2 separate regions of the Homo sapiens genome follow, and region 2 is linked to region 1. Evidence: chromatin loops called from intact Hi-C (ENCODE). Cell type or tissue: dorsolateral prefrontal cortex. All regions are shown on one strand. Each heading gives the region's core, and the rest is flanking DNA. Links, peaks and the distances in the headings are about the cores only. Region 1 overlaps ZNF385B (zinc finger protein 385B). Region 2 has its middle 160 kb from the start of SESTD1.

The links. A loop is a pair of places that touch in the nucleus more often than their neighbours do. Peaks named below come from ENCODE experiments on the same cell type or tissue, not always from the same donor. Only the 100,000 strongest peaks of a DNase experiment are listed, where the experiment ranks them.
Region 2: a loop joins it to region 1, with 4 times the contacts of the local background. A loop is called at or near these places in 93 of 110 quality-filtered maps.

Annotation. Positions count from the first base shown.
Region 1 is chr2:179,742,259-179,750,606 of GRCh38, forward strand. All of the region lies in intron 3 of ZNF385B (zinc finger protein 385B), which reads right to left. Among named protein-coding and RNA genes, the nearest start is that of MIR1258, 110 kb to the right of the region's middle. In dorsolateral prefrontal cortex, for the core only: no CTCF peak of the experiment used is centred there; a DNase peak (open chromatin) is centred at 3,583; H3K4me3 peaks cover 1,954 bases.
Region 2 is chr2:179,423,433-179,431,780 of GRCh38, forward strand. No RefSeq gene overlaps it. Among named protein-coding and RNA genes, the nearest start is that of SESTD1, 160 kb to the left of the region's middle. RefSeq lists an enhancer at 5,800-6,300. In dorsolateral prefrontal cortex, for the core only: no CTCF peak of the experiment used is centred there; no DNase peak of the experiment used is centred there; H3K4me3 peaks cover 1,068 bases; H3K27ac peaks cover 280 bases.

The sequences.
Region 1 (8,348 bases), core at 244-8,243:
ATAAACCCTAACAGTTAAAACTGATCACTTTTACAGGAATGTGCAGCCTCCATTTTGGCACTGGTAAAACCAATTTTCTAGGCCATTACTGGAGACTCACTTTTTTATTTAGAAAGTAGGTAGAGTTTCCAGATGCAATACAAGACACTTAGTCCAAGTTGAATTTCAGCTAAACAACTAACAATTTTCAATATTAAGTATGTCCCAAATATTGCATTGGATATATACTAAAATATTATTTATTGTTTTAGCTAAAATTCAAATTTAACTCAGAGTTCGATATTTTTATATACTAAATCTGGAAACCCTAAAACTTGAAGTTCCTAGTTCATTAATAGGAAGTAGGAAAAAAAGTAAGTGAAAAGACTGAAAGTAAATAAAGCTTTAAGGTAAGAAGCAACTTTCTCACTAAAGTATACTCATCTTAGCAACATACCTCAAAAGAAAGTACAAACTCTATAAATTGCCCAAATTATTGTTGGATTTATACAATCAGGAAAGCCAAATTTGGATAGTACTTTCATTTTGCAATCATGTTTCTCAACTAAAACAGGTTTGTATCTGCTATTTTTTGTAACTAGTCATTTTTAAGAACTGCTGAAGAATAATTCAAGATGCTATACCTTAATACAAAAGTGAAAAGATGCAGGCAAATCACTGAGATTTATATCCTCATGATTTCATAAATCCTACTACTTCTGAAGGAGAAATTGCTACTAAGACTTCAGGCAGATATGCCAAATTAATCCCTTCTTTCTTCTGAGTGAATGTCCTATGTTCTATGTAATACGACAAATGTCACTATTCTAAGAGAATTCTAACATTCTAAAACTTTTTTAAAAAGATTTTCATTTATTAAACATGTTATATCATCAGGAATTTCAAAGAGAAAATGTCAATGCCCTCTAAGTTTCTAATTCTCAACCCACAAATTCAATTTGTTTCATGGGCTTTGGGGAATTAATAAATATGAGATATTTATTTGTAAGTCAAAATCTAAAACTGAGTCCCCCTGACAATCTGATGATGATTTGTGACATAACATTCCCAAAAGAAGAAAAAAAAGTTTCACATTTTGCTTCATCTAAAAACACAAAATTGTTTTCTAATTATAATGGCACATATTACACTCTGTATTTCAATAATATTTTATCTTGACTCTTTACATGTGTAATCACTTAACCCAGGCAAAGATCTAATAATTAACAAGAAAAAAATCATGAAATTCAGGATTTATGAAGTGTTTTCAGTTCCCTTGTCAAGACCACATGAGGGAAAAAGTATAATAGCAACATCCAAATATGTACTCTATTCCACCTGCATATCCATTACCACAATGCAAAGAATCAGCACAAAAATAAATACTCCACTAAATGTCCTGGTAATTTTGATCACCTCTATTTCAAAATGCATTATTCAACCAGGGTTATCTTCTGATAGAAAGAGAAGGTTAAGGAAAGCATTCTTAGCACATTGACAAATGCATTTCATTTTTATTATGTGGAAACAAACAAAAACTGTATTTAATATTAATATCATTTTAGCATTTGAGAGCTTTTGCTTTTCTAAATGAGATGATTGCATGAAAGAAGGCATTTTTTGGGTCAAATTTCCAATGTATCTACAGGTTGTTTTAATTTCATTATTTAACTCGCCGTACTCATAGCACATACACGTACAACTAAGTACAAATCGCTTATATCAAATATAAGATGTATTAAAGCCTTTCCCTCTCTCCAACAGTGCTCTAGGATGCATTACCAGGCAAGCAGATAAGTGTAATGATGAATTGCATAATATGGCCAACATTAATAGAGTGGTTTTCTACAAATGTATTGCAAAAAATAAATACTTCACATTTCAGAACATAACTATTTGGATGTCACATGTTAGCAAAGGACAAAGTGGCAGATATTAGCAACTTTAAATCTGTAGGTCCTGGATTAAACAATATAAAGGAACTTGAGAGAAATGACAATGCATCTAGAGCACAGATGAGGTTGAAGGTAAGAGTCTATTCTTGAGGGTCTAATTAGGTTCTTCCCATCTCTCCATTTTTTTTTTTTTTTAAATCATAGAGACGCCTTAGCAGAAGCTATCGGCTTTGACAGTACACCGAAATCCTGGCAGTGAACCATAAATTGACCATTACCATAAAAAGAGCTGCTAAACGAGAAACCATGTGCTCAGTATAAAACTAATTTCATGCTTTCAAAAGCACACAGTGGCTTCTAGCAAGATAGTGGCCCTGGGACTTGCCGAGACAGATTGGTGAACACAAATGGTTTGCTCCTGATGCGTCTGCTTAGCCAAGCTTTACGTGTACTGGCAGTAAAAGAGGTTCTCGAGCCTTCTATCAAACAAATACACACTTAGCTATAACTTTAAAGCTGAAAGCTATAAAACAGCTGCCTCAAATAAATATAGCAGGAAAAACACATACACTTATATACATACACACCCCATGTGCCATGCTAGCTGCTTCCAATCAAAGAAAAATAGATTCCCCTGCCAACCTAATATACTAAACAGACACTTAATAAGCACAATGCTATTTAATACATTATAACCCTCACACTCCATTCATGCTTAGAAACACCAGAATTAGAGTTTAGCCAAGCCTAAGCAATAGCACTCCATCTACTTGGAGGCTAACTTTGTGTCTGCCCTTATCTAGTTGGCTTTCAAATACCATATACTTACAAGGCTACATCAAACCTTTCCAAGCATGATGATCTAGTAATTTAACCTCTCCAGGTGAGCACAGGTATTTTATTTATATTTAAATGATACAATCTGCTACATTTAAAGCATCTCAGCTAATAAGAACACACTTCATGAAGAAATACTGTTAATTTCCTCCCATTCTCATTCGGCACACAGTCGTTAGAAATTAATTACTGTTGGTTGTCCAGTACATGACCGGTCATAACTTTTAATTATTAATAATGTCTAGCTTCACAAGTTGTCAACTCCAGTATGTAATCCACATCACTTACTTTCTTAGTTATCTCGAAACATGACTTGTCTCCTCCTATCTGTCTTTCATGTCAAAGATTCTACAAAGTACATTTTGTTTATAGCCTTTTTAATAACATCTGAAACACATAATAACACTGCTAATTACCTACTTTCAGTAATGGTAGCAAATTGCATAATATCACTGACTTGTTCAGAATGTTTAAAATGCAAAGGAAGTCACCTACTGGTAAGATGTCCTCGGCAAACAGCTAGCACAGAAAGAAAGGGATGGTTATCACACCCATGTAAGGAGTTACTTCGCAACAAAATTAAAGAATCATATATTTTGCTCTTCAGCTTTGCTCCTTCAGATGTGTCAGCACAATGTGATAAACACAATTGAGGACTCCACAGGATTCAGCATAACATACAAAAGAATCTGTTACTGACATCCCAGACCCCAGCATCCAAGTTTTAGAATAAAAACGCTCACCTCTGCTAGGAAGTCCACTCCACATCCTGGCAGGGCTCTCACCAGCTTCAAGAGCAACCAAGTTGGATAAACAAAACTTCCAGTATGTGACCAGGATAATGCACAGCGCTACCGAGACTTGGCTCCAGCCCTGATTATCTGTGTGACAGCACCACGTTATATCAGTGCCGCTCCAAGCCTTCCCAGTTGCTGGCTTATTGCACTGCTCATTGAAAATCCTTTACATGCTGGCAACATTTTAGGGAAGGACAAGCACACTCTGAGTCATTTGTAAAGAAAGCAGAGCAATTTCAATTCTATATCTCCATGTGTGCTGAAACCAGAAGCACTGTCAATGTACAAGTCTGAGGTGGATTTATGCTGAGAAACAGGCAACCTAAGCCTTCATTATCAATGCATGAAATCAGCCACTGTGATCAAATTCAAGCAAACCACAAGAAGGATGTGATTATGAAAGTCTCCACAGATTTAGCACCAAACCTTGTGGAATAAAGAATCATCTATTGAAATTGTGTAAATGTTAAAAATAGCTCTGGCTTTTCAACAATGAGCAGGATACAGGGAAGAAATCAGTAGTCTATATTACGAGGACTTATAAAGGCTGCATAAATCAAAATAGCTGTAGGTTCCTGGGACTTCGCTATAGACAAATGAAATCACTGGAGACTATGACAATTATAACAAAAATAATTCCATATATTTGACATAGATGTCCATTAAAGGGCAAATCAAACATCCTTTAACTCCTAAGTGCCCATCTCTAAATTAAAATAATGGTGATAGTTAAAAATGTGCGATGCTATGCTAGCACCAGGACAAAATACCATCAATTTTATTCTAAGATAATTTCATAAACAATAGAGATTTAAATCTATTCTGTGTAACAATAAACATGCAAGATAGATATTTTAACACTATAATCTTTGCTCATTATTTTAAAAAATCTATAGTTCATTAAACCCATGTATTTTTATCCCAACTACCCCCAAATTTATACTTTTGCTTTTTATAATCCTTTCTGTTTTGTTACTAAAATATAAGATGCAAGAGCTACTGGACATCGTCTTTAGAAGACACAAGGTCAGAAAGCAGTATTAGATATACCCCAGAAATACATATACCCCAGAAAGCAGTAGCAGTGCTTTGAGATCACAAAATATACAGATTTGACATGTGCATGCAAACTGCAAAGCAAAAAAGAAATAAAATGTTTATTAAAAATCACAAAAGTAAACTGGAAGAAATTCCTAGGAGGCAACATTGACAACACATTTAAGGTTCTATTCAATTTTTTAAAAAGGGTTTTAGGTTCTCATTGAGACTCTGAAGGCCAGACAAACTAGAATCCAGTAAAGGCAATTCCTGATTTGAGGATCTCCTATAAATGACTGGGTTCAGTTCTAGTAATCCTACCAGCTCTGAGATGACACATTTAGAAGTGTCTACAATATGAAACATCTGTGTAAAACTAAGCAGCACACATTTACGTAACACAGCATTCTGGAGCAACATTAAACACAGCACTCTCATGGGCATTCTCACTATGTCCCCATATGGAAAGTTGACTCCTTACGGGCTGCTGGTTAGATGCCCTTGCTTGGAGACAGATTAGACACACGATTGGATATGCACATGCGTGTGCGTATACATATACCTATGCCATTGAACACAATTGCCCCTCACAGTCACTTTTGCCACCTGAATTCTATTTGTCACCTGAAGCCCCTAGGGCAACATTTGAATGTATTATGAGAAAAGGCATTGGGCATCATTGACTTTGCAATTGTTCAGTGTCCTCTCTCTCTTCTGTCCTCTCTGCCTCACCCAACACACACATAAACTTTCCTTCGAAAATAGTCATAGGAATAGTTCATGAGAGATTGTATGCCTAAAAATCTTTTTATTATTACCACACATGAAGCTCCCTAGTAATAAGATAAAAGTTTAAAATTAAACCAGGATATTTGATTATACGCCAATCCCTTATCTAAAACCCTTCGGGCTTGATGCATTTCAGAATTCAAACGTTTTCAGATTTTAGAAAGGTAATACTCTACGTATGCCAGGAATTATATAATGCCTCCAGTGGCAGATGTTATATAATGCCGCACTGGGGTCTGGGGCAACAACTCTATAATCAGACACATTAACATTCTATAGCAAAACCTGTGCATATTCATACTCATTGGGATAAATAAATGCTATAATTTAAGCTCACATTAGTTCATGTCACGTTTTCCCATCAATATGAATTATAAAATCTTCCAGTTCTCACTGCTTCTTGGATTTCGGAAATTGCAAGTAAGAGATTGTGGACTGTATAAATGTTTACCTAAACTGCTAGAAAGTTATGGATTGGGAAATGGTACCTAAGCAGATGTTCTCTTGCTTAGGCAAGAAATCTGGAGGGTAGTGTTACTTTAATGGATGGGCAAAAATATGAGGGAAGGTGCTGTTAAGAATGAGACACAAAGCAGAGCAGATATGTGGCAATAATGCACGATGACAAAACTAGGACATGGAAAAGATAGGCAAGAAGAAGCCACTTAAAATGACTGAATCAAAAAAAAATACAAAACATAATAATAATAGTACTCATTGATCACCTAAACTCTATACCCACTAGTGTGAAAGGCACTTGACATAAGTATTTTTTTAGCAACCTACCTTAATTTTCAAAAGGAAATTTTAAAAGGACACATGTATTTCAGAGGGAGGCAAAACATTGGGTTATCTCACCCTCTTCTCATTGTACCCAAAAGCAAAATATCCATAATGTTAAACAGTGCATGTGACACTGTCAGACACAAACAAAAAAATAACCTTTGCCTTATGAAGTAAAGATTTCTGTTTTATTTGTATATGCTATAAACTACTTGCAATAGAGGTTCTTTAAAATCAGTTTTAGAAAAAAGTAGCAATATTTTCTGCCATCAAGAGCCAACTGTTTAGTTTTAAAATCCATTTTAAAAACAAATGTTCTCAAAAAACAAGAATAATGTGTTGCATTTGCTTGGAGTCTTTCTTATGACTACACTTCCCAAATAAATACTTTTCTTTCAGTACATTAAAGAACTTTAATATAGCAGAGCATTGACACTACACTTAAGATTTTGGGTCAATAGAACATCCGCTGTCTTCAAAGAGCATTTCCTGGGTGCCTTTTGGGGCCTAGACCTGCACTGGGGAAGTGTCCAGGTGGCATTTATGTGAAGAGGGGTCTTTCTATTCACTGAACAAACTAGACTGGAATGTGTGGCTCTTAGTATCTAGAACACAATCACAAAGTCATTTTCTATCTGAAGAAGGAAACTGCATTTATTTTTTTGACAATACAACATAATTTGGTGAATTCTTCTTTTTTTTAGCAACCAAAATGGTGCCCTGAAGGTTTGATGGAGTTACAGCAGCTTCCAAAAGTAACTTACTATCCTATAAGATGAGTAACACTTCAGGGCTATGATTTAAAAAAAAAGCTCCCTATACCTTTCACATCAAGTCCATTAAATAATAGATAAATACTCAGTGTCTACAGGACAACAGTCTCTGGATTGCAGTGCAGGCTCACCAGAGGGCAAGCTCTTGAAATGAAGTGTGTTAACATTATGTGTGAGTGCCAGCACACTCTGCCCATTAAAAAGTACAATATCCAGCCCTTCCACCTCCTCCAAACTCCATGTAATCAGAAGAGCAAATATGTTTCACAGCTGGCCCAAAAACCAGCTCGAGAAAAACCATTAGGTGCCAAGGACATATACCAACCATATGGTCAGCTGTAACATTCCAGAGGGATGTCTAACCCAGAACACTGTCCAACAGCCTCCTTGGCTGTAACACTGTTAAGATGTGAAAGTCAAATGTCTGTGTGAAGAAAGCTGGTCAGTCCAAGTGAAAATACATTCATCCCCCCAGTGGAAATTGAACTCACTAATTACCACTGGGCTTGGCTCACTACTGAAAACCCTTCTCCCCAGATTAGTTTAAAATGGGTAACACTTCTATTCCAGGCAGACACCAAGGTTTTAAATATGCCTTTGATGATTTAAATCACTCAGACATGTAAACACTTGCCATGATTGTCTAAGACTCAGTTTCCACACTGAAAGGTGTATTTGGTTTTCAAAATCTAAAAACCAAGACTTAATATTAAGCAACTCTTATCTTTTAATACATATAATATGTAAAAGTTTATATTCAGAAGCATTCTTAAAGAAAAAGATAATCCGTCCTTCACTAAAAAAGGGTCAACCACTCCTTTTAATCATTTTATCAAACTTCCATTCAAACTCTTTTATGTATCAATCCCTTAGAGTTCTGTACTTAATCCACACACTTGTATAATCCACACCCTTGTTTGACAGTTTTTAACCACATGTACAGAATATGGAGATGTTCTATAATGACTTTGCCAAGTCTATGTCAGGTATAGTTTTAGATTTCTGACACCATTGAAAACGGCTGGAGCTCTGTCTCAAATTCAAAGCATTTGTGCAGCAGGAGGTGGTTAGAGTTGTAACTTGAGACTTCATCCTATTTCCAAAATTCTCTACTCTCATTCCCAAGGAACTTCAATCTCAATAAACCCTACAATATCAGTCTCAATTAAATTTATCTGGGGAGAACAGATAAAGGGTACCAACTCTTATCCTTGCTTTGAAGAATAGAGTCAGGATTTTGTAAAATACTTGGAAACTAAACAGTGATCAATTCTCAGTAAGACAATGACTTAGAAAAGTATATCAGTATTCCTTCTACTATATGTATCATCACCAGGTCTGAAGTACTACAAGTGAGAGACAATTCCTGAGTGCTCTTATAAGGACCTGTGACTTATACAAAGAAAAGCGGATGCCCTATTTTCAAAGGTGTAATCTGACATATTTTGACCAAGGCC
Region 2 (8,348 bases), core at 318-8,317, 320 kb before region 1:
ACGCTTAGCCTATTCATCCTGATTTAATATGAACTTACTGGATATGGAGAGCAAGAAATATAATGGATGCTCTTATTGAGAGCTTATTAAGTCCTAGATTCTGTACTAGCTGTACTAAATACATACAAAGATCCTATTAGATCATTTAGACCTTTAAGACTTCAATGAGGTAGAAACTATTATTATCAGAGGGAAAAACTGAGGACCAGAGAGGTTATGTGCCCTCAACTGACAGTGAGGGATGAAACTTGGATTCAAACCAGGAAGGGCGCATGCTTCTTACTCATTATATGACATATTGTCTCTCAACATAGCAAAAGGTCTTGGATTTTTAAACATATTAAAGCTTAATGGTTACAGGGAAAGCAATTTTTTTTTGCTCTGATGTGTCTGAAGCACTGTATCAGTTATGAATTCTTGGATGTAAGCTATAGAAATTGATCCTGGCTAGCACAAAGGGAAATGGGAATTTATTGGTAGGAGAAGACAGAACTACTTACAGAATCTAAGAAAAGATGAGAGGCTGGGTCTTGGGAAGGACAGTTTCAGGGATCTAGAGACAACAACTAGTGGGAAATGCTTTCAGGACACCACTGCCCAATGAAGGATCCCTAATTCTCTCCATTTCTCAAGCTCCAGTTTAGCAGCATGAACTTGGATCACATACCCAATGTAGCCAGTGGTGGCCTAGGCATACCTACACTACACAGATGGGGAGATGGAAGTCTCAGGTGATGGCCAGGTGCTGATTACCAGCATTAGTAATTAGGGGAAATGACTGCTAGGCAGGACATGCACTAAACAAGATATTCTTGAGAAATAATGTGTGATGTGAAGCAGGTGCTCAAGAGGATCTGGAGCGAGATGAGGCAGGAAAGCCAGAGAAAATAAATCAAATGGTAAATAAGGGTGCAATATAAATTGCTAATTTTTGAAAGAGAGTGGAACTAAAATGTCTTCATAGCTTTTGCAGCCCTGAAACTGTAAAAAATAAATAAATAAAATCTCACACGACTTTATGACAATATCAGGGAGCAGTTTTCCTGATGATGAATACGCCCTCATCTGATCCTCCACTCAGAATGAGGAAGTTCCAGTTGCTATGTGTAATTCAGCATCTAGAGATCCTTGTCTTTATAATATCATGGGCTGTGTGAGATCTAGGGCTGGTCCCAGGACAAACTGACCACTGTTGGTTTTACTTATTTTCAGTGAATTATCGGGAATCTAACCCTGCATTCAGGGCCCATTTTTCCTCAGCTGCTTTTTCATCTTAGTTCTGCATTACTAAAGACCATCACTGTTGGCTGTTTCGATCATTTGAATCATGTACTGGTATCTTCTTCCATTTCACTTTCTTTCTGAAACTCAGCTGTTTTTGGTTTCTTGTTCTCTGTCGTAGGTTCTCTCTGTTTTTCAAGGCAACAGCTAATCTAGAAATCTAGAAATTTTAAACACAATTCCTAACCTCCAAGGGAAAAAAAGAAAGTTAAATTGTAAACTCCTCTAAATGTAGGTCTTCTATTTTAAGCCCCCAAAGAAGACCAAGCTGAGCACTTATTAATTGCTCAGCAAGTCAATAAGTATGTTTGTAATTTTGGCCACCTCTCAGCTTCTCTGTTTCCTCATCTGTAGATTGTGATAAGATTACCTGGTCCTTCAGGTGCATTGGAAGGTGCATATGAGAATAATCACATTAAAATGCCTTGAAAAGTAAATGTTGTGTGTACAGTGCTTGTACTTTCTAGAAGCAGTACCTTCCCTATTGCCCCAAAGCAGTAAGTTATACCTTAGTCACCAAAGCAGTCACAGTGTTTGTTTCAGACAAAATAGGAAGAGAAAGAAACACTGATGCCGATAGAAGGATGAGGTGGTTAGTGGGACCTATTTGAAATAGGCAGCTTCTTAGTGACCCTTAAATGTCACTTTATAGGTGCTTAGCCATCTTACCTTCATGGAAGAGTCGGTGGGTTCCATAAATAAGTTGAACTATTGGATGGATTCTATTTATGAGCAAAATAAACTACTTAAGACACTTGGAGACATATGACTGGTACAAGTGGGAGAAAAGAATAGTTTCAAATGACATCTCAATGAGTATCAGCTTTAAACAGTATCTCAGCACACAACTAAAGGATGCCCTTAAGTTGGCCATCACAAATTCAAATTTGTTGACCATATTAAATTATTTCACAAGAGATTAAATGGAGTAAAAAAGATGTATAAGAAAAAAGCAAAAGAGGTAAATCAAATGAAAAATTAAAAGAAAGCACCAACTCACATATTAAGTTTTTAAATAAATACAATTAACATTTATATTTATTGAGCAGTTGTGATATACCATGCATTGTTCTAAGCTCATTGTATGCGACAATTCATTTAATCCTCATATCAATCCTATGAGGAAGGAATTATTATTGTCACTTACAGATGAGGAAACCAAGGCACAGAGAGGTTAATACTTTGCTGTAGGCCACACAGTAGGTGGTGGAACCAGAAGTTCCAGACAGGCAGTCTGCCTCCAGAACCTATGTTCTCAACCACTAAATAAGCTACATTAAAGTAAAGAAAGTGCTCTGTGAGTATCAAAGATCCATACAAAATCAAGGTATTATGATCATGGTTATATCTACAGTACTATTTTTTTCTGAGACAAGGTCTTACTCTGTTGCTCAGGCTGGAGTGCAGTGATAGGATCATGACTCACAGCAACCTTGACCTCCCAGACTCAAGTGATCCTCCCACCCCAGCCTCCTGAGCAGCTGGGGCTATAGGTATGCTCAACTGGCTGATTTTAAAATTTTCTGTAGAGACAGAGTCTTCCTATGTTTCCCAGGCTGGTTTCAAAACTTCTAGGCTCAAGTGATCCTCCTACCTTGGCCTTCCAAAGTGCTGGGATTACAGGCATGAATAATATTTTTCAACAGAATGTACATTAGAGATAATCTAGCTGAAATCCTATTTTGCGTCTAAGGGAACAGGACGGGTTAACTGACTTGCTCAAGTTTACAGGTGACCTAAAGTAGAGTCTAAATTTGTTCTATTTTAGTCATTGAATATTAATTTGTTCTATTTAAGATATTGATAGCAGCACCCCTGCAACATCCCCCACCATTATATGGAAAGCATAGATTCTAATAATTTTGTTGTAATTCTGTTTTTTGCCAACACCTTTATAAGGTAGTTCAATACATTGAAAGAAACAAAATGCCAGTAGACTAGAAGAGGTAAATACATGAATATAGAAGCAAAAAGACAACAATCTCTCAAGTACTGAGCCTGCTTTTGGGTGCAGATATATTCCTAAGATTCAGCAAGTCAGTGCAGCTTCCTACCACTGGACCAGGGGGAACATCTGCATGTATTATCCAAGACTGCCTCCCACTCCCATCCCCTCCAACACACTTATCTACATGCCTAGCCCTTCAGTATTCTCACCTTGGAAACACAGCCACTTACTCCACCACCCTTCTCAGAGTTGTGTTCGGAGATGTCTGCCTCAAGGGATGCTTTCAGTGTTTAACCGTCATGACAATATGAAATAAATAAATGCTAAAAAAATAATTAGTTGTAATAAACTGAAGTTTTGAAAGAACTTTACTCCAGAAATGCCCCTGTATCTTAGACTAACATTGTCCAGTACCAAATCCCAAATAATGATGTAAAGGAGGTAATTATCAGGTATAATGTACAAATGAGATCACTGTACCATTATACTCACATTTGGTTGGCTTGGTGCAGGTGCCCTTGCCTGGGTGAGTCCCCAGCTCCCCAGGCTTTGGTGGGTTCTCCCAGAAGTGTTCCACATGTGTGGCACCTCCATGGCACGTGCACTGTCCCACCTCTCTGCTGGGCATAGATGTCCACTTCTGGTGGCTGTCCTACGAGTGCCTGAGGTGAAGTGGGGGAGACCAAATCTTTCTCCTTGGAATGAATCCAGACACAGGAGGCCAAAGCAGTGTCACTTGGTGGCCAGTGCTACTGAATTGAGAACAGTGGCCTCCTTTCTGTCCAGGACCAGACCTGCATCCAGGGAAGTGGGCTGGAGACAGGGTAGGGATGCTGAGCTATTTCCAGTTAATTCTTGAGAAGCAGAAACTCTAAGGAAAGTGTTTCCCTGAGTCCACAGAACCATCAGTGGTGATCCACAGATGGGTTTGCTGGAATCTGAGAATACATCTGGTGTGGTATAAGAAATTGAGTGTTGCAAATGCATAGGTAAATGTTTTCTGTGGTATTGGACAGGGTCCAATACCAATACTTTCAGCAGGTTCTCAAAGGGGTCTATGAGCCAAAAAGATTAAGGACTGTCTCCCCCTCCAAGGCTTTGCTATCAGGTTAAGCTTCTCAACCCATAGCTGCTTCCTCACTTGCCAGGGGTCCTTTGGGCCCTTCCTCTTTGGGACAGCTGACTGTGAGAGAAGGCCATTTGCTCTGCTCTGCAAAGAGATTCCTCCCTGCAAATTCTCCAAATATGCCTAAATATGCCTGAACCCAATAGAAAACTATGGCTCCAAAAGACATCCTTGCTACATGAGTTTAATTAAATTTAGAAAGGTAGGTTTGCACATCTTATTGCCAGCCCTCCTGCGTTTGTAGCAGAGGTTGTATTATCATTTTAAAACAGCCTTGGGGAAAAAATTCTTTTTCTTAGAGAGAGTGACAACTTATTCTGGGGAAATAGCAAGAGTGGTAATGGAGAGTGTTGATTTAATTAGTTTTACTGCCTATCTGCATCGCCTGGGAACAGGTAAAATAACTAAATAAAATGGTAGCAGTTCATCTTCGTGATCCCCACAATCAAGTCAGAAGGAACTTACTAAATAATGGAAGCCACTGTGCAAGGCACAGTTCAAATAATACTAAGAAGGTTTTAGGTCCCAGGATTCAGAGGCACACCTGCCATGGGCCCTCTGAAACCAAAGTCTAAAGGGATTGCACACACCGGTTTAAAGCAATAAAATGGCTCCTGCCTGGGAGAAGGCACCTTTATGTTGGAGTAGTTGGTGATGGGAGGGGGCAGAGGCCAGTATAAAATTTGGGAGGAAACACTATGTCGATAAGAATCTCATATTTCTATAGTTTGTATTGATTTGTACTTAATCCCACCCTTTCCCTGTTTTTTTGCTTTGAAGTGGTTCAGTTAATTAAATGGCTTGTTTACCTTTTCAGACTTATGTCCTAGAACATCCTATTTTCTTCCAAACATCTCTGGAGAAAGCAGGAAACTGCTTCCCACTTACTTGCAGGGGCAGCAAAACAACAGGCTTTCTTTTTCCTTTGGCTGTTTTTGTTGTAACAGTTCCCATCTGCTTCCTAGAGAAGAAAAAGAAAACTGCATTGCATTCAACACATGCTGGATCAAGGTTTCACACTGATTATTGAAATTAGAGCCAAGCGCATTTGCAATTGCTCCAGACGGGTCCCTTTATCGACTGAACTGCTCTTAGGAGGGAGCTGTGCCGGGAAGTCAAGCTTACCAGCGTCAAAGCTCTAGCAGCTAAAACAGTGCACCCCCTGCTCGTCGAAAATGACTCCTGATCTTCCTAAATGCCAAACTGGTCTTGTCTCTAAGGATTTTGACTTATCCTAAATTGTCAAGTTCCAGCATTGCCTAATAGCTTAGCTCCACTCCCTGTGTTTGCTTTTAATGAGCAGTATTTTACCTACGTCTCCAGATAGTGAGAGTAGGCGAGCAGGTTGCGTGGAATCAACACCGACTGGGACACCTGTGGATGACTGCCTCCTGCCTCAGTTACTAGCAAATCAACCCCCACTTCTGCCTCCCTGCTCGCGGAGGCCCCCACAGCAGCTCCACCTGTTTGGGGATGCCAGGCAGCTTACATCTACCGGCTTTATTAGTTGGCTGGAAACCTGCTCTCCCCCTCCAGGTCCTGGCACTCACAGATGATGGGTCTTAACTTCTGGGTGTGACGGTATGCAAACACGTGCACGGCATCCTTCCATTATCTGTTGGTTTCTCTCTTCAGTGGCTAATTTGCCCGGGGGCTCTGTAATGGGAGTCCAGGCATGGAGTTCTCGGTGAACAGGATTGCATTTCCGTCTGCAATGCATGTTTCCAGCTTTATTTTAGAAAATGTTCTAAGGGATGCAGAAAAGGGAATCACCCTGCATTTCTCTGAGATAGTCATGGCCAGAGCACAACATATTAGAGTTATCAGGGATGTCCCTAAATGAGAAAGCCCTTTGCCAAGGGTTTGTATTTGGCTAGCAAAATTCAAAAGAAGGAAAGAGAAAGGAGGGAGAGAGTCTCTGTCTCATAAAATATGGTTACTGTCCTGCTGTTGTCATGCTCTGTGTGAGGTTCCCCCTGTGGCTCACTTTATAGAATCTGATAATGGCATGAGGTTTCAGAAAGAAAACCAGATGACATCACCCCATGGAAGCAAAATTCACACTCAAAGCAGATAGAGATGATTTTTAACCTGTTCGAGATTTCAACAGACATCATGATTCAGAAGCATCTATGACTTTTTAGCATTAGTGTCTCCAGTCGTCATTTACTATTATTTATTAAATATGTGGGATCATCTTTCCCTACCTTCATCACCATAAAGATATAGCAAATGGACTAGGGTATCCAAATACTGCTATGTGATCAGAAAGCCATTTCATGAAAACCAATTCACGATTTTCATAAATTTAATACATGCCAATTTCCCAGTAGAATGCTGGTTACAGAGGCTGGTGGGTGGAGGGAATGGGGAGACGATGGCGAAAGGGTGCAAAATCTCAGAAGGAATACTGTTTTTTTCTTTTTTTTTTTTTGAGATCTATTGAACAGTGTGGTGAATATAGTTAATAATAAGAGTACTGAACATTTCAAAATTGCTAAGACAGTAAATTTTAAATGTTCTGACCATAAAAAATGTTACTTATTTGAGGTGACAAATATGTTAACTAGCTTGATTTAATTATTCCACATTGGATTTATAAATCATGAAATCACTTTGTACCCCATAAACTTATACAATTATAAATTGTTGATTTACAATAAGATATTCTTAAAAATTCCTCTGGTAATTTTTGGAGCCAACCATATAGGAATGTGTCAATTGTGGGAGTTAATTAATTTTTTTTGTTGTACTGCCATCAATGGTGGGACAGATTACTCTGTACCACTTTAGGAATTTTATGTTTATATAAATCATTTTAGCAGACTAGTTCCTAGAGTTTATTCTTTTCCATCAGTTTAGTAATTAATAAAAATGTTCTTCTTTCCAAGTCCTCATGGACACAACGCCAAATAAGAATGGTCTGGAAGCCCACACATGGGTAAAATTGGAAGATAATCTGATTAAGAAAAGCAAAAATCATTTAATCAAAATCTATTCTCCTCTCCCACCACTCACACACCTACTTACCAGGTTTATTTATTTTTTCCCCTGAGCTTGGGAGACACATTTTGCTCTCAAATAGAAGTGATCTGGGGCACCAAATGCCTCTGGGCTTTATATTTGTGGTCCTTCTTCTGCTCTGAATAACAGAGGGTTTCAAGCCTTTTGATGATTGTTAGGTCTGCTCATGAAGGTCACCTGGGGAGTCTCTTTGTTTTCCTGTCAATGCCAGGGGCTCATCATTTTAGATTAGGATTTAGTTGATCTAATGATGAGGGCATGGCTTTGATATTTTTTGGAATCTTCACAGGTAATTCTTAGCTAGGTTGAGAGCCCCTAGATTAAACTCATTTCAGCATTATCAGAAGGAGAATAAATCAGTTCAAGTTAAAACAAAGAGGCAAATGAAGGTAAAAGGAGCCTACTACCCCAATAACTGACTTTGCTTTCTTTGGGAGTCTTAATAATATCCTTCAGAGCCAGGTGGGAGTCTCATTTATTTCAGTATTCTTAGCACAGCACCTGAACATTTTATTTGTAGAATGAATTAAGAAGATTATGATTTATTTTCATGTTATAATAGTGATTCATAATAAATTTCCAGAAATCATTTATATGACATCCTCAACTTACAAACACTATGGAACAACGAAAAGTAAGAAAGAAAAGAAATGCTGTTGAGCAGCCAAAATAGATGTCAAAAAGACTAGGATGATTCTAGTACACTTTATTTCTGGGAGCATCCCTCAGGCTGCTCTGGGAGCTCTGTTCCTTTTTTACACACAGTTTTAACAGTCTTCTTCTCTGATTTCTCCATTCGTAGAAACTAAAAAGGGTAAAAAAATGACTACTTTGCAATTTGACACTAAAAAAATTATGCATTATAAAAGTAAATAGGGCCGGGCATGGTGGCTCACGCCTATAATCCCAGCACTTTGGGAGGCCGAGGTGGGCGGATCACAAGGTCAGGAGTTCGAGACCAGCCTGGCC